Linked DNA regions of Homo sapiens: regions 2, 3 and 4 are each linked to region 1. The links are chromatin contacts, found by Hi-C or POLR2A ChIA-PET in ENCODE. All regions are on one chromosome and are shown on one strand. The core of a region is the stretch at or near the end of the contact, and the rest is flanking DNA. Distances in the headings are between cores, read along the strand shown.

Region 1 (5,773 bases), core at 1,543-4,042:
GGCTACATTGTGTAGTACTTGCTCTTTCTGTTGTTCTCCTGGCCATCATCTGGTCTCTCATCCTATGGGAAGTAGATCTCTGTGAAGATTATCTCAAAGCTGCACAGTACCTTTGCTATGCAAGTGCTGTGAAATCAGGGTCACTTATTGGGGAGGGCAGGTCTGGGAGGGGCATGCTTATCCTCTAGGGGTATCACCTTGTAGTGTATGTCTGTGTTACCCTTGTTTCCTCTCTGAGGAAACAGTATTTCTGAGACACCTAGTATTTCTGAGACACTGCCTGTGACTGACCAGCAACGTCAGCGCCATGCCCTTCCAGACATGGAGGCCAAAGTGACAAAAGTTGCCTTGCAACGTAGTCCTGCACCCACATCATAAGTGACTCTGTTGATGAGTCCCCTGCCAAGCCTCACTTGGAAACACATGGTGGTGGTGAGGGGGCAGAATTCTGGTCTTTGGAGCAGCCTATTACAGTAGGATAAAGCTTCTGATAAAATGGGAAGGGCAGGGCACTGGTGAGTATGTCAGGGTCAGACCTGAGACCTCAGAAGGGCTGAAGAAGGCTCCACATAGTTGTGAATTCCCCACTTACTGGGCCTTTCGCAGGCCAGGCAGGCTAGGCACAAAGCAACCTGAAGCTACCTTCACCCTGAGGGCATCCACTCGGACCCTAGGTCATTGCTGTGGCTTGAGAGTTAAAGATGTGACTACCCTGCTCCCCACCCCCACAACATCCAAGCCCATCAGTAAATGAGTAAGTGGTTCATCTACACACACACACACACACACACACACACACACACACAGCCCGAAGCGCAAGCTCTGGCCGTGCCACACACATGAAGACTGAAACACACATGGGTACATTCATCTAGTCACACACATTCACACCCACACTCTGACCCACACCATCATCCATGCAAACCCTCACACACTTAAACACATCCCCTCCCCAGAACCAAATTTGACCTAACATGGCTGATGGGGCGTGGGAGGGTCCAGTCAGGATGTCCCTCTGGACCCTGGCCCACTCACGCCCTGTGAACTCCAGGCCCCTTGCTCAAGGTGGAGCCCCCACCTGTCCCTGTCCTAGTGGTCACAGGTCCTGAACACCCCCACTCTCGGCCCCCGAAGGGGCCCTGGTCACCATCGCGTGCACAGAATCCTGGGTGCCTGGCTGGCCTTAGGGTAGGGGGTATGGGAAAAGGGAAAGATGTGGGGGCATAGTGCCCTGCCCTGGCTCAGCCGCCTCCTCCCTCGGGATTTTCCATCCCGGCTCGCGCGGGCCCGCTAGAAGCCGGTGCGCTTTGTCTCCCGCCCCGCTCCTGGCACGTTTCCGTGGAAGCTGCCCGCGCCGCGCCCGAAGCCCCCCCTCCGCGGCCGCGCCCCCCGCCCAGCCCGCGGCGCAGGCCTGCCAGTGCGGCGACCGCCGCTTTGTCCTCTCGAGGATGCCTGGGCCGAGCGCGAAAGCCCCATGCCTTGGAACAGCCACCGCGCGTCCTGGAAGCAGGTCCCCGAGCCTCGGTTTGGGGTGCGCCCTGCATCGGAGCGGAGCAGCCCCCAAAGATTCGCGGGCACGAGGTTGGGGGTAGCGTCTACCTGGAGCTCTTGAGTGCTTGAGGGGAGACCCGCCCCGTCCCGCTCTGTACATGCCCATCTGGGATTGGCCCCCAGCTGCGGTGCCAGAGGCTCGGTCCCCGGGGCGTGGTGGGCTAGGGCGGGTCGTCTCGACTTAGAGCCCCAGGCCTGGATCCAGGTAGGGAGGGCCTGGGAGATAAGGCCCAGGTGGGGAGAGGTGGGGAGGGGTCCCTCCTGTCCTCGTACATCCCCCTACACTACCTCTCACACCCAGGCCACCCAACCCTCGGCGCGGGCCCGAGCGCGGGGGATTCCGAGTGTCAGTGCTTTCCTCCACCCGCGACTCCGAGAAGGATGGGGAGGGGTCTCCCAGCGTTTCCCTGCCACATTCCAATTCCACCCTTCACCAGTAACCTAGGAGGGTCCAAGTGGGAGGGGTAAGAGTCCTCTGTCTCTTCCACATCCTCGATCCTCCTCTTTACAAAACCCTAGGGCCAAGGGAGGAGGGGGGAATAGGGAGGGGGGCGAGTGTGGAGGAAGGGGCCTGGGCAAGGGTCTTCCCTGCATCCCAAGCAGCCCTTCCTGAATACCCCTGGGAGGGTCTGGGCTAGGGGAGCGGTCCGCGATCTCATCCATCACCACCAGACTCCTTTGTAACCTCGAGCAGCCGAAGTGTTGCGGGGAGGGGTCCCCCTGCCTCGAGTCCCTTCATCCCACAACACCTCATCCTCCCGTCCTGAGTAATCCGAGCAGCCCCGTCGCCAGGCACAGCGGGAGGGAGGGTCCAAGCCTCCTCGCTCTCCCAGGAGAGATGGGGGGTGGGGGTGACCCCCAGCCCTCGCCCCTCATACCCAAGAGCCTTCTCCATGATAAAACGAAAACTAACCCAAGCTGCTCCGACCTCCGGCGCCCGGCCACGGGAGGCCCCTAGTCAGTCGGCGGCTGTCCGGGACCCGCGGTCCTGAGAGCAACGAGAACACGTCCCGTCAACTCCCCAGCCCCTCACGCCTCGGTTCGCCCGCTCCCCAAGAAAACAAAAGCGAATTCAGCAGCACTGACCTCTGACGGCGGGCGGGAGGGCGGTCAGCGCCCGGCAGCGCACCCCGCTCCTCCCGGCTCCTCACAGCCCGGGCTCCCGGCCGCAGATCTGGCGGCGGCCGCAGCGGCGGCGGCTCTCGCGGCTCTCGGGTCCGGAGCCTCCCTCAGACTCAGCACCTGGAGCGGCGAACAGCTCCGCGCTTCATTCCTCTGACCCCGCCTCCCTCGCGCCGCCGGAGCCAATGGTGACCCGGACCCCGCCCAGGAGTCTGCCCATTGGGGGCGTCCTCCCCTCTCCCTCCGGCCCCGCCCGCAGGTTCCTGGGTCTCTCCTTCAAGACCACATCCCCCAGAGACCGGCGGAGTTTCGCACAGCCTTCTGGGACTTATAGTTCTTTAAGGACGCGGAGTGGGCTCACGCCGCGGGTAGGCAAACAGAGCGGGACTGCATTTCCCAGAGTGCACTGAAGACACGGAGGCGCGGAGCAGGGCGGGAGGACCGTTTCCATAGCAAAGACGACCAGCCGAGGATGGCTGGCGGAGGCGTGGGGCAGGCCGCAGGACCCTCGAAGGATCGTGTGAGACCCCGGGCAGCCTCTTGGGAGGCCATTTCGAGGAGAAAACCTTGATTTCTGCCTCAGGACCCTGGGCCTCAGTTTTCCTATCTGAGAAGAAGGGCGAAGAGCTGTGCCCCCGACCACACCCGTCGGTGATGGGGCAAACCGAGGGCAAGCAGGTTTGGTTCCTGCCCAGCAAAGGTGAGGGAGGACGGAGGAGACTCTCCCACCGCATTCAGAACTTTATTCCTTTATTTTTGTCTCAATCTTGTCATAGAGGAGCGCTTCACTTTTGGTCATCCCTTGGGCCACCAGGGCCTTCCCGTCTCCGTCTTCCCATCGCAGGTCCTGGCCTCCTTCACACCACTCCAGGATACCGCAGCATCTCCCCCAGCGCAGCAGACGGAGGGCGCTTCACATGCCCCCGGACCTAAGCCCACTCTCCCCTTCAAGATCTGGACTCCACTTTTTTGCAACACTCTTAACTTCTTTGGAAGCTGGGAAGCCTCCTACTCCCTTGGGCCTCTCCACCCTGCCCTCAGCTAACTCGTCGGCAAGCCCCAGCCTAGACATTGCCTGTTTTGTGAAGACATCTAGATGCTGGGCTGTCTGTTGAGTGCCCCACCCTGTGTTTGAGCAGCACCCTCTACTTCCCCTGTTCTACTTGCATGTTTATGTGCTCGTCTTCCTCATTATAAGATCCACAGGGGAGGGGCCATGTCTATATTATTCATACTTACAGTCCAGTGTCTAGTATCTGGCACGTAGTAGGCACTCACTAGCTATTGAGATATAAATATAGATATTTGTTGAATTGAAAATGAATTGGGCCGGGCGTGGTGGCTCACGCCTGTAATCCCAGAACTTTGGGAGGCCGAGGCAGGTGGATCACTAGGTCAGGAGTTCGAGACAAGTCTGACCAAAATGGTGAAACCCAGTCTCTACTAAAAATACAAAAATTAGCTGGGCGTGGTGGCACGTGCCTGTAATCCCAGCTATTCAGGAGGCTGAGGCGGGAGAATCGCTTGAACCCCGGGAGGTGGAGGTTGCAGTGAGTCGAGATTGCACCACTACACTCCAGCCTGGACAACAGAGTGAGACCCTGTCTCAAAAAAAAAAAAAAAAAAAGAGAAAAAGAATAAAATTAAAAAAAAGAAAATAAAGGAACCTCATTCACATACACCTCCAAAACTCTGATTTCCTAAAGTTGGGCATTTCTCATTGCTGGAGGTGTTCAGTTAGAGGCATGCCGCCCCCTTGAAGAAATGTTTATTTCATTTGTACAGTGGGTTGGGATTTTACCTGAATGCTTTGAGTACCCTTTTAATCCTATGATGCTAGAGATTGATAGACCCATGCCTATTATTCCTGTCAGTTCTCCCTGAAATGTCATCAGTTCTTCATGTTCCGCTATTTCTAGCTGTTGGCCCTACTCGTTTCTGTGCCTAAATGCCCTACCTCCCACTCCTTTTCTGAGAAAGATCTTCTGCCCTGTCAGTTATGAAGTAAAGATGTCCTAAGATTCCTGCTCTTTCTTTTTTCTTTCTTTCTTTCTCTCTCTTTTTTTTTTTTTTCGACGGAGTTTCGCTCTTGTTGCCTGGAGTGCAATGGCTGGAGTGCAATGGCGCGATCTCAGCTCACTGCAGCCTCTGCCACCTAGGCCCACCTTGGTCTCCCCAAGTGCTGGCATTACAGGTGTGAGCCACTGTGCCCGGCCTCCTGCTCTTCTTTCAACCCTCTGCTCAGCATCTTAGGCCTCATTGGTGATGTCCCACCTTGCTAGGTAGCATCTTTCCTGAATATTTCTCCACTAAACATTCTGATGTTGGCTAGATGGCCTAGTTAATCTACACATTTCATTTTATCACCTTCTCCAGATGTTTTTTTGTGTATGTCAGCTGATACACTCTGGGGAGAATGCCTTAATATATGGGAATAATTAACTCATGGCCAAGAAGGAAATAACCAAGGGGACTTTTACTCTGGACCTAATTCAAACCAAAGAGACAGAGCCTGAGAGAAAGCAGCTCTGTCATCCTTGAGTTAGTAACATCCAGGAAGGGAAGGCTAGGGTGGGGGAGTGAGTAAAACAGATGGCATTTAGGGAAGAACCAACAGGACTTTAAGAGGCATGGCAGAGGGGCTTTGATCCTGGCTAAACCATCAGGGAAGGCAATTGGAGCTGGGTGAACAGATGGGGTCTTATTACTGAAGAGAAAACGGTAAGGAGGCAGGGGGAAATGGGACGTGTGCTAAAGCAGAGTGCCTCATTCAGTGGATGCAGTGAGAGCAGAGGCTGTTGGAAAAGTGGATCAGGGAGGACCATGCCACCAGGTGGGCATCAGCAGAGTATCACCCGAGTATTGCAGAGGGATACCAAATAAGTCCACCTGAAGCCAGAGCTGAAACCCTGTGGAGGTCCGTTTACCCCTTCAGAAGTAGTGTACCACCATCCATCTACCACTGGAATCCAATTTCAGTTTTGGCAAATTGTTATAAATAGGAAAAAGTCAGGGTTCCACAATTCTGGCAGCACCCAGAGACTATAACAGCATCTGCACAGCCAAGTAGAGTTAGGAAACCTGGATCCTAATCCTGACT
Region 2 (5,773 bases), core at 1,195-3,694, 880 kb after region 1:
CACCATCTTGGCCAGGCTGGTCTTGAGCTCCTGACCTCGTGATCCACCCGCCCCGCCCTCCCAAAGTGCTGGGATTACAGGCGTGAACCACTGCACCTGGCCACTTTCTTAAACCTACACATTGGTTGCTGTGATATTAATTCTATTTTTACAAAATAAGTGTATAACCAGGAAGTACTAATCCTGCTTTCTATGCCCAATTGTTAACAGGAAAGGGCTCAGTGCACTTCTCAATTGTCACCCCTGCCCCCAGCCCTGATCCACGGCCTCTACCCCAAGAATGAGCCAAGAACCAGCTGCTCTAGGGATCTCAGCAGCAAAATCCTGCCCAAGGCTGTTAAAATGTGTGGGCACTCATTTACACTCGTGCTGTCATGAAACACATCCTTGAACAGGGACTATTCTCTTTCATTTCCATAAGCAAACTGGCGTCTAAGGCCACAAGCCCTCCGTAAAAATAAGAACTCGGCACAAATGGCCAGTCACATGCTTACCTGCATTTTTAAAGACAGCTTTCAGGTATTTGGGGACTACATTATTACCAAACCTTGGCTTTGGGAGATTATACAGGTCCGAGGAACTCGTGTCTACTGCAGACGAATGCAATTACCCCACCTTCCTCCATACAGAATTGTTAGGAAATGTCCACTCCTTTGGGGGTGATTTTTCTCCTCAAGTTGTAGCCAACATTTTGTCCGTAACTGATTTCAGGGCAAACATTTCTGACATCTTCCTCCAGCTCAGTCTGCCATGCCTTGGCAATCCAGTTTCCTGTCATATGCGAGCCATCCAAGTTGATGCCAAGTAAGATTTGCCCAGCTCAAAGTGAAAGTGTTTGCGTCTTGGTATCCGGAATCCTCAGCCCCAGTAGCAAAGCTTTAGTCATTCACCTTCATCCAATAGACGTTTGTGAACGTCCTGCTGTCCATTTTGTCAATAAACAGGCAGCCCTGCAGGTGGTCCATCTCGTGCTGGATGATGCGGGCTGCCCACCCGCTCGCCTGCCACACCACCTGTTCTCCATTGGGGTCCAGCCCTGCAAAGGAAGTTACAGCCCTGGTGAGTGGGAACAGCTGAACTGCATCATCCTCAACCTCCCTACCCCTGCCCCCGGTCCTGGCTGTTCCCATTGACAAGAGGCAACAGCAGATGGCAAATGTAGACAGCAGCTCCTCTTCTAACTGGAAAACGTCCCTCATCTCGGTCCATTACCAAGCGTTCAACCTGGTTCCCAACTCTGGTAATTAGGTTATCGAGCTCACTGTAGAGCTGAGATGAGAAATCATCTTTCTACGGTGCGACCCTTCCGAACACTCCTCCCACTTCTGAGGTACCTGTGGGCTCCCAACTCCTAACAGAGGTTCTGCAGCTTGAGACCCCACTTGTTTTTCTGACCATCTTGAACCGACGGGCTTGCTGTGCAGGAACAATCACCCCGACCCCAGCAGAGCCCGCATTCCGCGAGGCATCCTGTGGTACCACGGGGGAATGGCCTAGCCCCCTGGGCTGGGTCAGGCTGGCGGGGGCTAACCCCCACTTCTCCAACTCCACCGTGGCGGATCTAACTGGGGCCGAAGAGCGTGTTTGCCTCAGAGAGCAAGGGAGCAGAAAGCAGACGCCAGGCTGTCAGGTAACAGCGGAACTAGGGGACCTCTCCTCGCCCCTGCGTCCTATCTGAGCGGGCTCTACCCCACAGGAGCTTCTATCCGTCCTGAGGCCTCTCCGCTCCCGCATCCCACTTCGCTCCTGCGGGAGGTCCGGCGTATGAACCGCGACCACTTCTGCGCTCTCGCGGAGTCGGGCAGAAGAGACGCGCGCGCTGCTCCAGCAGCCCCGGTCCCCGCCGCCCGCACCTGAGATCTGCACCGCCTGGAAGCGGGGCACGCAGGCCAGGAAGCCGGCGACGCTCTCGCAGCCCTCGGGAAAGGTGACCAGGCGGCTGTCAAGCACTCGCAGGCTGGGGTTCACGAACACGCGCAGGGGGAAGGGCTCCATTTGGCGGAGCGCGCGCTGGCGGGGCGGGCACTCCCGACACAGCGCCTCGGGGAGCTCCAGCGCCAGCACCTGCCGCGGCACCCCCAGCTGCGGCGCGCTTAGGCCCACGCAGCGCCGCCGCCGCATCACCTGGACCAGCCGTTGCGTCAGCCGCTGCAGCTCGGGCCCGCCTAGCTGCGCCCGCTCCACCGGGGCCGCCACGCCGCGCAGCACCGGGTCCCCGACTTGGCACACGTGCGAGAACGGCGGTTCGGGAGGACCCAGCACCAGACGCCTCAGGTGGCGCCAATAGGAGCGCCGCAGCGCCGGGCCCTCGACGCCGTCCGGGGCGGCCGTGGAGCTGCAAGCCCGGACACCGACGGCTGCCGCCCCGCCCCACGGCACGGCCGCCCACAGTGGCCAAAGACTCAGCGCGCCCCACAGCCGGGCCATGGCGGCCCCCTTAACAGTGACCCGGCCCGCCCCTTCCGGCCGCAGCGCGGGGCACGCCGGGAAGCGCCGTCGGCCAGCACACAGCGAAGCCGCGACTGGATCCCCGCCTTCCTGCTTAGACTGGCAGTGAGCACCGCCCCCTTCCGCTCTCCTCCCGGGAGCGCCTTCCCGCCTCCCGAACCCGCCCCGGACCTTCCAGGGCGAGGCAGTCCTGGCCACCCCGCGCCGGGAACCTCACGCACCGCGTTCTGGAGGCAGGGGACGCCGGCTAGGGCCCCACGCTGGGCGGTTCGGCCTGCGTCTCCGCTCGCCCTCCCTCCGGGCAGGCTGGGCCCGCGGGCTCCAGGCGTGGCTCCTCGGCGGGAGGCTCTGGTGCTGGAGCTGTGAGCTCGGGCCCCAGCGCCTGGTCATCCAGGGTGAAAAGCGTCTCTCTCTTTGGCAGGATAAAGGCGAGGGGCTCCTGAATGGCGCCGATGTTCACATGCCCTAGGTTACCGTACTTGGAGAGCTGAGTGGGAGGAATGCCTAACCCAGACGTGGGGAAAGCAAAATGGAAAACAGTTACTAATAAAACTCAATATAGAAATTTAAGGGAGGCCGGGCGCGGTGGCTCACGCCTGTAATCCCAGCACTTTGGGAGGCCGGGGAGGGGGGGGCGGATCACCTGAGGTCAGGAATTCGAGACCAGCCTGACCCACACGGAGAAATCCCATCTCTCTTAAAAATACAACATTAGCCGGGCTTGGTGGCGCAGGCCTGTAATCCCAGCTACTTGGGAAGGCTAAGGCAGGAGAATCGCTTGAACCTAGGAGGTGGAGATTGCAGTTAGCCGAGATCGCGCCATTGCACTCCAGCCTGGGCCACAAGAGCAAAACTCCGTCTCAAAAAAAAAAAAAAAAAAAAAAAAGGAAATTTAAGGGAAAAAAAACGAGCCATTACTATTTTTTTTTTTGAGACAGTCTCGCTCTGTCGCCCAGGCTGGAGTGCAGTGGCGTGATTGCTGCTCACTGCAACCTCTGCCTCCCAGGTTCAAACAGTTCTCATGCCTCAGCCTCCGTGGTAGCTGGGATTACAGGCGCCCGCCACCATGCCAGGCTAATTTTTGTATTTTTAGTAGAGACGGAGTTACTATGTTGGCCAGGCTGGTCTCAAACTCCCAACCTCAGGTGATCCATCCGCCTCGGCCTCCCAAAGTGCTGGGATTACAGGCATGAGCCACTGCGCCCAGCCATCAATTACTATGTTTTAATACAGCAAAAACCACCTTTGTTACAGGGAATGGGAAGCTATACTGTGAAGCAGAACGTAACGGAACAGCAGTGTAGGGTGCCTGCAGCAGGAACCCAGACCTCAGGCAGCACCAGGGAAAAAGCAGAGGGCAGCCAGGCTTTGCACGTGTGATGCACTGACCCATTGCCCTTTGGGAAGCTGTGCCTCAACCAAGCCCCTCTCCTACCACAAAGGGACAAGGACGTGAAAGTGAATTGGAAAAAAGACTTTAGGACGGGCGTGGTGGCTCACGCCTGTAATCCGAGCACTTTGGGAGGCCGAGGTGGGCGGATCACAGGTCAAGAGATAGAGACCATCCTGGCCAACATGGTGAAACCCCGTCTCTACTAAAACACAAAAATTAGCTGGGCGTGGTGGTGCGAGTCTGTAGTCCCAGCTACTCGGGAGGCTGAGGCAGGAGAATTGCTTGAACCCGGGAGGTGGAGGTTGCAGTGAGCCAAGACTGTGCCACTGCACTCCAGCCTGGCAACACAGCGAGACTCCGCCTCAAAAAAAAAAAAGACTGTAAAAACCATTTCTCTAGATATTTCACATAAATGGAATCATACGTATGTAGTTCTTTTGTGACTGGCTTCTTCCGCTTAGCCAGATACAGCCACATAATGTATGATTCCATTTTTATGAAATGTCCAGAAGAGGCAAATCTATGGCAACAGAAAGTAGGTTGCCAGGGACTAAGGATGCTGTCGAGGAATGACTACAAACGTGCATGAAGGATCTTTTTGGAGTGATGGAAATATTCTAAAATTGGATTCATATTTACTAAAAAACACTGACTTACACAAATGGATGAATTATTTAGTATGTGAATTACACATCAGTAAGGCAGTTTACAGAATTTTCATTCTCTTACCTAAAGTCTGTGCTATCTGAGCTGGTGGAAAAAGGACTTGGAGACAGCGATTTAAATACGGAACAAGGTCTTCCAGGAAGACAGTGCAGAACTGGACAAAGAGCTCTTGCTCCCCGCTGCTGAAGGCAGCCTCTTCAGCGCGATGGAAGGCCAGGATTATTTTAGTTACCTAAGAGACAAGGGCACCGTCAATTACTGGGACAGCCTATCACCACTGGGACAGCAGTGCATGAAACTAGGCAAAAAAATGTATGCCCCTCCAGTTTTCCTGAACAAAGTAATTTAACAGTACATTATTTTACTGTCTCATTTAAACTCAGAATTATGGTCATTGTCCACAATTGTGTCACTTTATTAATGTGAAGTTCAGACCCAACTTGTTACATTACGGGTATAGTTTCCGGTTCCAGTGGAGGAGTGTCATAAAACTATAGAGAGAATACATGGTTTTGGTTTTTTTTTTTTTTTTTTTAGAGACAGGATTTTGCTCTGTCACCTAAGCTGGAGTGTAGCGGCACAATCAGCTCACTGTAGCTTCAAACTCCTGGGCTCAAGGGATACTCCCACCTTAGCCTCCCAAGTAGCTGGGACTACAGGCGTGCACCATCACGTCTGGCTAAGTTTTAAAATTTTTTGTAGAGACAGGGTCTTGCTTTGTTGCCCAGGCTGGTCTGGAGCCCCTGGCTTCAAGAGATCCTCCTACCTCAGCCTCCCAAAGTGTTGGCATTACAGGCGTGAGCCACTGCGCCCGGCCCAATACATGGTTCTTAACTTCCACGGAGGACCAACCAGAACTGTGCTGGATCCAGGAAAATGAAGCAAAACTATACAAGCTTTCTACTAAGCCCCGAGGTTTCAGAAAGCTAGAACCACTGGAAAACTGTAAGAAAACAGCTAGGAAAGAGAAGTTTCAAAACCAACAGAGCAGCCTAGCTGACACTACAGATATGTGGCATAGCGACAGGGTAAGAACACAGACTCTGATGCTGGACTTCCCAAGTTCAAGTGACTCACACCTGTAATCCCACACTTTGAGGGTCTGTAGCAGGAGGATCACTTGAGTCCAGGAGTTTGAGACCAGCCTAGGCAACATAGGGAGACACTATCTCTCTGTAAAATAAAACACTTTTAACAATAAAAATAAAAGAATATGCTAAAGGTAAAGGGTTTTGTAGATGTAATTAAAGTCCCTAATCATCTGAC
Region 3 (5,773 bases), core at 1,984-4,483, 860 kb after region 1:
ATTAGGTCATGCCTTCAGTGTCTTGTTCTTTAAACCTACCCTTTGACAATCAGGTGCTAATGATTGTATACTATTAAAACCAGCACATAAGTATTGTAAATGTGTGTTCCTCCTAGGTTGGAAGAAATGTCTTTCCTTCTATCTGGGTCCTGTTAAAGCGGGTGTCAGTTGTGTCTTTTCACCTCGATTTGTGAATTAATAGAATTGGGGGGAGAGGAAATGATGATGTCAATTAAGTTTCAGGTTTGGCATGATCATCATTCTCGATGATATTCTCACTTTGTCGCAAATCTGCCCTTATCGTAAGAACAAGTTTCAGAATTTTCCCTCCACTATACGACTCCAGTATTATGTTTACAATCCATTGGATGAGTGCAGCATTATAAGACCTTGGTGCCCAGAAAAATCTGTCCTTTTTGGTACCAAACCTGAGGTCTTTTGGAAGATAATGTAGAAAACCACTACCTATTGAAGGCCTGTTTTGGCTAATCTGTGCAAACTCTGATGATACCTGCTTATGTGGATTCTTTTCCACACTGCTTTCATTTTTAAGTATAAAGACTTAGAAAACTAGAATAATGCTTTTACAAATAATTAAAAGTATGTGATGTTCTGGGTTTTTTCCTTCTTTTTAGAACCCTGTATTTAAACAAGCCTTCTTTTTAAGTCTTGTTTGAAATTTAAGTCTCAGATCTTCTGGATACCAAATCAAAAACCCAACGCGTAAAACAGGGCAGTATTTGTGTTCCTAATTTTAAAAAGCTTTATGTATACTCTATAAATATAGATGCATAAACAACACTTCCCCTTGAGTAGCACATCAACATACAGCATTGTACATTACAATGAAAATGTGTAACTTAAGGGTATTATATATATAAATACATATATACCTTTGTAACCTTTATACTGTAAATAAAAAAGTTGCTTTAGTCACGTGGGTTGTTTTTTTTTTCCAATTTTTAAAATGCTGAAATAGTTTTGAACCTACAGGAAAGTTACAAAAACAATACAAATCTTCTTCACCCAAACCTTCCAGTTGTTAACATTTTGCCATATTTATTCCATTACCTTGTCTTTCTCTAATATGATTCTCTAGCACCCTTAAATTCTCTAGTGAGGACCTCCAAAACATAAGGACAGTCCTTGCATTGCCACCATAAAGTCCTCCTAATCAAGAAATCAACATTGGCACACCACCACTCATTCCATAGACCCCATTCAAATGATGCCAGCCATCCCGGCCATGTCCTGTTTTCCTCTCTGGCCTTGGATCCTGGCCAATACCACTTTCTTGCCTTTTGTCGTCGTGTCTCAGTTCTTCAGTCTGGAATGTTCCTCGGCCTTACTCTAATTCGCATGTGCCTGAGTCTCAGCACAAGGCTTTGATTGTTCAGCACAGCTCTCCAGCTGGCTCTATTCGGTGTTGCCTCACAACCAGGCTGTGTCACACACTCTTGGCAGAGATGCCACGATGCCATGCTCTCTTCAGGGTATCATGTGGAGAGACACACGAGGGCCACGCATCCCACCACCAGGGGTGTTCCCTTCGGTCGCGTAGTCAAGCTAATGTCCTCATTGTTTTCTCCTTTGTATTTATTTATTTATTTAGAGATGGAGTTCCGCTCTTGTCGCCCAGGCTGGAGTGCAATGGCGTGGTCTTGGCTCACTGCAACCTCCGCCTCCCAGGTTCAAGCGATTCTCCTGTCTCAGCCTCCCAAGTAGCTGGGATTACAGGTGCCCACCACCATGGCCGGCGAATATTTTGTATTTTTAGTAGAGACAGGGTTTCACCATGTTGGCCAGGCTGGTCTTGAACTCCTGACCTCAAGTGATCCACCTGCCTCGGCCTCCCAAAGTACTGGGATTATAGGCGTGAGCCACCGCGCCCGGCCTCTCCTTTGTATTTAATTAGCATTTTGTGAAGAGAGATTAAGGTGTGCCAATTTTTTGGTTTTTTTTTTTTTTTTTTTTTTTTTTTTTTTTTTTTTTTTTTGGAGGCAGGGTCTTGCTTCATTTCCCAGGGTGGAGTACAATGGCCTGGTCACGGCTCACTACAGCCTCGACCTCCCAGGCTCCAGCAATTCTCCCAACTCAGCTTACGGAGTAGCTGGGACTACAGGTGTGCGCCACCATGCCCAGATACGTTTTTTATTTTTTGTAGCGATGGGGGTTCACCTGTTGCCGAGGCTGTTCTCGAATTCCTCGGCCCAAGCAATCGGCCTGCCTCGGCTTCCCAAAGTGTTGGGATTACAGGCATGAGCCCCCATACCCAGCCTCAACTTGGATGTTTTTTGCCCTCCATTTTTTTTCTCTCACAGGATAGACTTGTGGACAAATGGATCACTTGCCTCTGGTGCGTTTTTTTGTTTGTTTGTTTTGTTTTGTTTCTTAATTTAGCGACGAGGTCTTACTATGTTGCCCAAGCTGGTCTTGATCCTCGGCTCAAGCAATCCTCCTGCCTTGGCCTCCCAAAGTGCTGGAATTACAGGCGTGGGCCAGTACACCCAGCCCTAGAACTGCTTTGATCATTGTATCCCCAGAAACTAGCACACAACGCTGCACACAGTAGGTGTGCATGCCTGTAATCCCAGCTACTCGGGAGGCTGAAGCAGGAGAATCGCTTGAACCCGGGAGGCGGAGGTCGCAATGAGCCGAGATCATGCCACTGCACTCCAGCCTAGGCGACAGAGCAAGACTCCGTATCAATCAATCAGTCAATCAATCCAAGCAAAACAAAACTGGCTTTGAACAGTCAGCGGCATCCCACCAGGGATTGAGCCCCAGTGTGGGGCACACTCTGTTTACATTAGCTAGCTCATTTATTCCCCACAAAAGCCAGACAAGGCAGGTACTAATTATGATCGTGCGATATTAAACATGGAGAAACCAACGCTCTGATAAGTTCGTTTTATTGTGAGAATAAAACTGCTCAATGGGCGCTGTTATTCCAAGCGAGGTCAGGATTTCCGGATTCTACCCCGCTCCGCCCCTGGCCCCGCCCCGAGAATGTACGTCCCGCCAGGCCCCGCCCCGGCCTTGTCCCACCCACCCCGTCCCCGCCCCCTGTCCGTCTCGCCCTAGTCCCACCTCCTCGTCCCCAGTCAGTCCTGCCTCTCGAACCGCCCCCTGCCTTCGCCGAGGCAGGGAGAGGTGCCTGCAGTGCGAGCCGTGGACGCTAGGGGGCAGCCGCTCGGCTCGGGCCCGACCGCTCTGGGCTGCGCTCCTCGCTTGCCCTCGGACTCGGCTCCCGCTGCGAGCGGCCGCCCTGCCCGCGCACCGCGCTCAGCGCCCACCGCCGGGCTTCCCGCGCCGGACCCAGTACCTCGGCTCCCCGGGGCCGGACCGAGGCCGCAAGCAGCGCCGCGGGGTGTGGGGCGGACCCAGGAGATGAAATGACAACGTCAACCCTCCAGGTACTTCGTGCGGCCCGGCCCGACTTCGGAGGCCGAAGGCAGCGGGGCCTGCGGGCCGCAGAGCCGGGCGGCGGGCGGGTGGTCAGGTGGGCGCCTCCCAGCCCCGGCCTCGCGACCCCGCTCCGGCCGCCCCCTCGCCGCTTCCGCCCGTGTCTGTTTCCACGCGCTCGGAGCCGGGTGGCATCTCCACCCTCAGGCCTTCCGGCCCTGCCCGGCTGGCCCAGCCCCAGGGCCGCTTCGTGTAGCCGGCGCCCCGGTACCGCCGTGGGGATCAGCCTCACCCGAGCCGCACAGGCACCCTCAGGAAGCTCGGCCCGGGGTCCGGCTGGGCGTTCAGACAGCGATGCTCGCTCCCTCCTCTCCTGTCTCGCTCCCTCCTCTCCTGTCCCGGGTCCTGGAAGTCCCTCGACCTCACTTCGAACAAGCCCCGGCCCCTTCCCCAATCTTCGACTTCCTCTTCTCGGCCAGCGACCCTTCATTCATTCCCTAGATCCTGCAGGGTGGTGCTGGGATGGCGCCACCTGGGTGAACAACTGACCCACCCTCTAGGTGCTGTCAGTCCTGCGGGGCCAGAAGAGATCAACATGCTCAGGCCTCATTCCGGGGTTTGAATCTCAGCTCTGCCACTCACCAGCAAGTGACCTTGGGCTAGTTTTTTTTTTTCATCTTCGGGTCTCGAGTTTCCTGGTCTGTAAAATGGGGTAATGCCCTCTAGGTTGTTGTGATGATAGCTTTAAATTGAATAATTACGGTAAAGCATTCTTGTATGTCTGGCACATAGTAGGTGTCCATTAAGTGACAGCCAACAAAGTGCCTGGGAGAGTTAGGCAAGACTTCATGGAAGAAGGGACATCAGAGTTCCAGTAGCATTCAGAGACCTGGAGGTGGAGGAGGGCAGAAGTAGGAGCAGACATGGAATGAGTTGGGGTACCAGGTTAGGAATTAAGAGTCCATAGCCAGATCCCACCGTACCACCAGCAGAAGCCGCAGATCCCGTCTGCCCAGGCAGGTTTTTTATGGCCCGTGAACCGAGAATGTTTTTCAGTTTCAAACACAGGTGTATTTATTTATTTTTAAATTTTATTTATTTATTTTTTTGAGATGGAGTCTCACTCTGTCACCCAGACTGGAGTGCAGTGGTGTGATCTTGGCTCACTGCAGCCTCTGCCTCTCAGGTTCAAGCGATTCTCCTGCCTCAGCCTCCTGAGTAGCTGGGATTACGGGCACCCGCAACCACGCCCGGCTAATTTTTGTATTTTTAGTAGAGACCGGGTTTCACCGTGTTGGCCAGGCTGGTCTCGAACTCCCGACCTCAGATGATCTGCCCACTTCGGCCTCCCAGAGTGCTGGGATTACAGGTGTGAGCCACGGGTCTGGCCTAAACACAGCTTTATTAAGGTATAACTTGCGTGCTTACCATATAACTCACCCGTTATATATTTTTGTTTTTATTAATTTTTTTTTTTGAGACAGTCTCATTCTGTCACCCAGGCTGGAGTGCAGTGGCACAATCTCAACTCATTGCGGCCTCCGCCTCCTGGGTTCAAGTGATTCTCCTGCCTCAGCCTCCCAAGTAGCTGGGATTACAGGCACCTCCCATCACACCCAGCTAATATTTTTTTGTATTTTTAGTAGAGACGGGGTTTCACCATGTTGGCCAGGCTGGTTTCGAACTCCTGACTTCAAGTGTGATCTGCCCACCTCGGCCGCCCAAAGTGCTGGGATTACAGATGTGAGCCACTGTGCCCAGCGCAACTCACCCATTTAAAGTGTATAATTCAGTGCTTTTAGTATATTCATGGTTGTGTGACCATCACCATAATCACTTTTTAGAATATTTTCATCACCTCCAAAAGAAACCCCTCACCCACAACCCCTCTCTCTCCCAGCCCTGGGCAACCACTGCTAATCTACTTTTTTTCTCTGTGGGTTTGCCTACAGAGAAACCCACTTTATATAAACAGAGTCATACAATAGGTGGTCCTTTGTGGCTAGCTTCTTTCATTATGACTTAACATAATGTCATAGGTTTTTACATTTTTTAAATGGCTTGAAAAACAGTATTTCATGACACATGAAAATCCTATGAAATTCACATTTCAGGGTCTATAAATAAAGTTTTATTGGAACACATCCCTGTTCGTTTATTGATATACTGTCTACAGCTGCTTTTGTGCCATCAAGGTAGAGTTGAGTCGTTGCTACAGAGATTATCTGGCTGGCAAATCCTAAATTATTTACCATCTGGTCCTTTACAGTAAGCATTTGCCAGCCCCCATTAGCACTCTTTTCTTTCATCCTCATCTTTTGCCATACGTGTTACTAGAGATGCGGCGGGGCTGGCAGTTTCTCACCTT
Region 4 (5,773 bases), core at 1,314-3,813, 640 kb before region 1:
AGAGACCTCTCAGGCAGAGAAGTTACATCACTGAGGAAGTAGGCAAGGCTCTGACTCTGGCAGTGTTGCCCCCAGCCTAGTCCCTTGGCCAAGCATTTTGCATGCACTACAAAGGGGACAGTCCCTAGGAGAAAGAAGTTCTGAATGTTCGAGAACACACCCTCAGCGTTGGCATGGTCACCAGAGGGGTTGGCAAACTTCAGACACCAAACCTAAAGTCTGATGAGGAAAGCCTTTCCAAGGTAGCTGCAGTCATGTTACTTCATAACTTACACACCTGCTTCGTCACAATCACTGGGAAAAAAAGGGAGACTGGGAGAAAGAAAAAAAATTAAGTATCTCCCCTATGATTTCCTGTGTCTGCTTGGATCATCCTAAAATAGGGAGTCTCCCTAATGCTGACTTTTTTTTTTGTTTGGTTTTGGGACAGAGTCTCACTCTATTGCCCAGGCTAGAGTGCAGTGGTGCAATCTCAGCTCACTACAACCTCCACCTCCCATGTTCAAGTGATTTTCATGCCTCAGCCTCCCAAGTAGCTGGGATTACAGGTGCACACCACCACACCCAGCTAATTTTTGAATTTTTTTTTAGAGATGGGGTTTTACCATGCTGGCCAGGCTGGTCTTGAACTCCTGATCTCAAGTGATCCGCCCGCCTCGGTCTTCTGAAGTGATAGGATTACAGGTATGCCAGTTAATTTTTTTGTATTTTTAGTAGAGACAGGGTTTCAGCATGTTTGCCAGGCTAGTCTCCAACTCCTGACCTCAGGTGATCTGCCCATCTTAGCCTCCCAAATTGCTGGGATTACAGGCGTGAGCCACCGTGCCTGGCTCCTAATGCTGACTTTAATGAGGACCTTCCTAAAGTTGATCCAACTAGTAGTGTTCAAGTCCTTGGACTGAAAAACAAGTTTATGAGCAGCAAGGTCACCTGATTCTGATCATGTGTATGCTGTTTACCCTGAGATGACAGGCCGGTGGCCACAGAAGCTTTCATGAATGCTGCAAAGACTCTACTATCTCTTTGAAGGCTACCAGGGCCTCCACATGACTAAATGCCATAAAAAAGAACCTCATGAATACAGCAAGAATGTGAAAGGAAGGAAGTCACAAAAACACCACATGCTCATGAGGGAAACTCCATTCTGGACACTAAATTTTTAAAGTAAACTTGTTACTTGTTTGCCTAACCTTCTAGGTATCAAATTACATCATCACTAAAAATAATCCCTGCTTTACCCCCAACACACCCACTGGCCATCAAGATCTGCTGCTTAGACCAGACCATGCCCACAGTCAGGAAATAATGGCAGCCCAGACCCATGCGGCTCCCCAGCTCACATCAGCAACAAGTGCCAGCCAAAGGACCTGAACTCTGACCACAGGGATCAGCTCCATGATCAGGGAAAGAGGGTGGTCATGAAGGGCTTACCCATCTCTTCCTTTGCTGACAATCTTCACTTCAAAGTAATAAATGCCACAGGCAGCAGGTATGGGGTGGGTGGCACGCACTGAGGCCGCATCTTTGTGATTTTTGCCATGACCTAACAGGAGAGGGCAAGTAAGAAATTTCAGCAGAAGGAAATGCAAATGGAAGCCTCATTTTTCTCTGCAACTCCTCCATGACAACTCCACTCCTCTGTGGCCAGAGGACGCACTTACACAGGCCGAGGAATCATTAGACAACTGAATAAACACTTAAACCTTCCACCTTTGCCTCACCTCCTCCTGAGAACAGCAGTCCTGCCTGAGACACTGCCCATACAAACAAAACAAGGGTAGAGGCAATGTGAGAGATACTCAAGTGCTGCTGGCAGCCTCTCTAGAATCCAGGCAGCCCACCTGGGAGGCCAGGGGAAGAAGGATGAGGCCGACCTGGAAGACACCCCCCAAACTCTAGCACGGAACCCCAGGCTCAGTCTAGGATGCCTGGCAGGTGGGGAAGCCCATGAGTCTCACGCTAATGGTAGGTATGTGACCACCCCTTTCTTCTAAGCAGTGGCGAAAGGTCCCGCTGCCGTTGGCGCCAGCCTAGGATAAGCACGGAGGCCCTGGAGTGGAAGGTCCGGCCCAGCACTGGGTTTGGACACCTGTTGCGGTTCTCTTGACGGCAGGTGTCTCAGGACAGAGAACAGGCAGTCAGCCCTCGGCCTGTTCAGCCTCACCACCCTGGACATCCTGAAAGGGCCAAGCCCTAACTTGGAGCACCTAGGCAGGGAAAGGGAGGTGATAGGGCGGGGGCCTGGCAGCAGAGCCACCCCACGGACGCTCTAGCCTTAATTCCCCCCAGCCTGACGGGCCGATACCTTTGTAGTGGACGCGGAGGTTGCCCTGGGAGAGACCAATGTAGTTGTATTTGTCCTTGGGGCTCCAGGAGCGCGGCAGCGGAGTCTCTTGCTGGTTGACCGCGGGATACAGGCGCTGCAAGCGCCGGCTCAGCTCCTGCTCCCCAGGGGACGGCAGCCCGCCCCCAGCGCCCCCGCCGGAGGAGTCCCCAGGCTGCGGGTTCCCAGCTCCCGGGTCTGCCGTCGCTGCCGCCATCTTGGAGGGAGCTACTATTGTGTCACTGGGGGCGGGGAGGAGCGGGACCAGATCCGCCCCGCTCAGCCAATGGCCCGTGAGCCTCCCTGGGCCGCAGGGAAACCGAGTCCGAGTCCGGCACCCCTCTTTGGACACTGACACGCCTTACCACATTTCGAACTCCATACCCCACAATGCAGAGCTCTCGAGAGGCGGAGCAACTCGGGCTGGTAGAGAATTCTGGGAGATGTAGTATAACCGTCCTCAGCCATAAGCCTGTCCCATCGAGACGTCGGGACACCGAAAACTACCATTCCCGCCGGCAAAGCGGCTCCGGCCTCTCAGCACACTTCCCTCCCCATGGCCTCTGTTCATCCCCCTGCCTCAGTTCTGGTACCTGGGGTCAAATCGGCTGTAGTGGTTGACTCTCAGGGCACCCGCTGCCGGGTCCCAGTCCACCTTTGCTACTTTGTCCTACTCCCAGCCCGCGGGCGCTAGGCTCGGGGGCGTGGCGCATCCCTGACTCCGCCCCCGCCGCGGGGGGGCCTCTGGGGCCTGGTCGCCATGGCGACCGGCTGTACGCTACCACAGCTTCCCAGGCCGCGGGTGCTGATTGCCCGCCTGCCCGTGGGTCATGGCCTGCCAGCAGTCGCGGTACCACAGCTTCTCGTCCGCGTCGAGGTAGGCGCTGGCAGGGATGAGGGCAGAGATGAGGGTTTGAGTACTTCTAGAGAGGGAAATGGCACTTGATCCGGACCTCTGCACCTCCTGCTGGCCTCTGACCATTGATCTAGGGCTCCAGCACCACAGAGTCAATGGTTAGAATCGGGCTGATTTAGCCCAGTGAAGACGTTACGTGCTAGCAAAACGGTAGGCGCACTTTATCATTACTAGTAACAACCAGCTTGTATTGAATGTACTATATGCCAAATGCTTTATATACCACATTTTTAAATATTTTATTTTTGAGACAAGATCTCGTTCTGTCGCCCAGGCTGGAGTGCAGTGGCACTACTACGGCTCACTGCAGCCTCGACCTCCCGGGCTCAAGCGATCCTTCTACCTCAGCCTCCCGAGTAGCTGGGACTACAGGCATGCGCCACTACGCTTGGCTAATTTTTGGGTGTTTCTTTGTTCGTTTGTTTTTTGTAGAGACGAGGTTTCACCACGTTGCCCAGGCTGGTTTCGAACTCCTAGACTCAAGCGACCCTCCCACTTCGACCTCTCAAACTGGGATTACAAGCGTGAACCCCCACACCCGGCCTACGTACCATATTTAATCCTCACAACAACTGTATAAAGTAGTAATATTACCATTGAACAAGTAAAGAAATACTTTAGAAGCCTGGAGAGATCATCCTCTGGGTAGCTTCTGCCTGTACTCAGGTGTATAGCCTCTGGGTACTGCAAAATATGACCAGCTCCATCAGCCTGGAGAGCCATACATACGGATTAAAACAAAAATTTTGGCTAAATCGTTTTCTAGTTTTGGGACTTCAGACAGGGCCCTTCAAGTTCCAGGCCTCAGCTTATATATCTCAAACATGGGAATGATACAGCCCACCCCACAAACATTGTTGGGAACATTTAGGCAGAATATGTGAAGCTCTTGACACAGCTCTTGTATGTAATAGGCACCCAGTAAGTGTTGAATGAATGTAGTGTCCCCCCTTCTACTCATTCCCAGTGGGGGAAAAAAAAAAAAACACCACCCAATCCCACCTAAACTCTTCAGGGTCTGCTGCCTTGACAGAGAAAAGCCTACAAAAGCCCCTAAGAGGCCAGGCACGGTGGCTCACGCCTATAATCCCAGCACTTTGGGAGGCCGAGGCGGGGGGATCACTAGGTCAGGAGATCGAGACCATCCTGGCTAACGTGGTGAAACCCGGTCTCTACAAAATACAAAAAATTAGCCAGGCATGGGGGTGGGCACCTGTAGTCCCAGCTACTCGGGAGGCTGAGGCAGGAGAATGGCATGAACCTGGGAGGCAGAGCTTGCAGTGAGCCGAGATCCTGCCACTGCACTCCAGCCTGGGCAACAGAGCGAGACTACGTCTCAAAAAAAAAAAAAATTTAGCCGGGCATGGTGGCAGGCACCTGTATTCCCAGCTACTTGGGAGGCTGAGGCAGGAGAATCGCTTGAACCAGGGAGGCAGAGGGCAGAGGTTGCAGTGAGCCAAGATCACGCCACTGCACTCTAGCCTGGGCGACAGAGTGAGACTCCGTCTCAAAAAAAGAAAAAAGAAAAAAAAGGAAAAAGAAAAGAGAGAGAGAGAAAGAGAATTGTTACCCAGCACAGGATTAATTTAGTAAACTGCCATTCTCTATGAAAAGGATATGAAGCAGACCCAGAAAGAGAATCCCCATTCATTTTAAGAAAGAAGCACAGGGCTGGTCATGATGGCTCATGCCTGTAATCCCAATACTTTGGGAGGCCAAGGTGGGAGGATCACTTGAGGTAAGGAATTCAAGACCAGCCTGGGAAACATAGTAAGACCCTGTCCCTACAAATAATAATAATAATAATAATAAAAGTTTCAGCTACTCAGGAGGCTGAGGCAGGAGGATTACTTGAACCCAGAAGTTCGAGAGGGTGTAGTGAGCTGTGATCACACTAGTGCCTTGTAGCCTGGGCAACAAAGCAAGACCCTGTCTATTAAAAAAAAAAAAATGGCCGGGCGTGGTGGCTCACGCCTGTAATCCCAGCACTTTGGGAGGCCAAGGTGCGCGGATCACGGGGTCAAAAGATCGAGACAATCCTGGCCAACATGGTAAAACCTTGTCTCTACTAAAAATACAAAAATTAGCCAGGTGTGGTGGCTTGCACCTGTAGTCCCAACTACTCGGGAGGCTGAGGCAGGAGAACCCAGGAGGTGGAGGTTGCAGTGAGCCCAGATCATGCCACTGCACTCCAGCCTGGCAGCAGAGTGAGACTCCATCTCAAAAAAAGAAAGAAAATCAGCCAGGCATGGTGACCTGTGCCTGTAATCCCAGCTATTCTGGAGGCTGAGGCACAAGAATTGCTTGAACCCAGGAGGAGGAGGTTGCAGTGAGCTGAGATCTTGCCACTGCATTCCAGCTGCCTGGGAGACACAGCAAGACTCCGTCTCAAAAAAAAATAAATAAATAAATAAATAAATAATACAGGCCGGGAGCAGTGAGTGGCTCATGCTTGTAATCCCAACACTTTAGGAGTCTGAGGTGGGTACATCATTTGGGGTCAGGAGTTCAAGACCAGCCTGGCCAACATAGTG

The links. Hi-C counts contacts between places; a loop is a spot of excess contacts on that map. ChIA-PET counts read pairs that join two places held with the same protein, here RNA polymerase II (POLR2A). Pooled maps may share reads with other maps.
Region 2: a pooled map shows a loop between it and region 1 (8-fold over the local background). The contact joins the promoter of PDF here to the promoter of SMPD3 in region 1. A Hi-C loop is called at or near these places in 6 of 50 pooled maps.
Region 3: a loop to region 1 is called in a map of CD4-positive, alpha-beta T cell, with 6 times the contacts of the local background. The contact joins the promoter of VPS4A here to the promoter of SMPD3 in region 1. A Hi-C loop is called at or near these places in 1 of 168 maps with a recorded cell type or tissue (CD4-positive, alpha-beta T cell) and 8 of 50 pooled maps.
Region 4: a loop to region 1 is called in a map of naive thymus-derived CD4-positive, alpha-beta T cell, with 5 times the contacts of the local background. The contact joins the promoter of RANBP10 here to the promoter of SMPD3 in region 1. A Hi-C loop is called at or near these places in 2 of 168 maps with a recorded cell type or tissue (both naive thymus-derived CD4-positive, alpha-beta T cell) and 10 of 50 pooled maps. POLR2A ChIA-PET finds 5 or more read pairs at or near these places in 1 of 52 experiments (CD4-positive, alpha-beta T cell).

Annotation. Positions count from the first base shown.
Region 1 is chr16:68,445,716-68,451,488 of GRCh38, forward strand. SMPD3 (sphingomyelin phosphodiesterase 3) reads right to left here and starts at 2,793. Exons shown (of 9, transcript NM_018667.4): 1 at 2,638-2,793. It overlaps LOC124903705 (a long non-coding RNA gene), which reads left to right and starts at 3,125. Exons shown (of 2, transcript XR_007065097.1): 1 at 3,125-3,351; 2 at 3,450-5,773. RefSeq lists a silencer at 2,491-3,010 and an enhancer at 3,111-3,160.
Region 2 is chr16:69,328,144-69,333,916 of GRCh38, forward strand. It overlaps PDF (peptide deformylase, mitochondrial), which reads right to left and starts at 2,445. Exons shown (of 2, transcript NM_022341.2): 1 at 1,854-2,445; 2 at 1-1,036. The coding sequence starts at 2,427. The coding sequence ends at 879. It overlaps COG8 (component of oligomeric golgi complex 8), which reads right to left. Exons shown (of 6, transcript NM_032382.5): 4 at 4,571-4,739; 5 at 2,670-2,952; 6 at 1-1,036. The coding sequence ends at 2,696. RefSeq lists enhancers at 1,811-2,458, 3,107-3,754 and silencers at 2,083-2,462, 2,493-2,882.
Region 3 is chr16:69,308,117-69,313,889 of GRCh38, forward strand. VPS4A (vacuolar protein sorting 4 homolog A) reads left to right here and starts at 3,234. Exons shown (of 11, transcript NM_013245.3): 1 at 3,234-3,416. The coding sequence starts at 3,396. It overlaps SNTB2 (syntrophin beta 2), which reads left to right. Exons shown (of 7, transcript NM_006750.4): 7 at 1-936. RefSeq lists enhancers at 2,106-3,056, 3,057-4,006 and silencers at 2,949-3,088, 3,149-3,698.
Region 4 is chr16:67,803,997-67,809,769 of GRCh38, forward strand. RANBP10 (RAN binding protein 10) reads right to left here and starts at 2,564. Exons shown (of 14, transcript NM_020850.3): 1 at 2,306-2,564; 2 at 1,432-1,543. The coding sequence starts at 2,540. TSNAXIP1 (translin associated factor X interacting protein 1) reads left to right here and starts at 2,893. Exons shown (of 16, transcript NM_001288990.3): 1 at 2,893-3,200. The coding sequence starts at 3,154. RefSeq lists enhancers at 1,687-2,307, 2,308-2,927, 2,633-2,862 and silencers at 2,283-2,502, 3,003-3,122.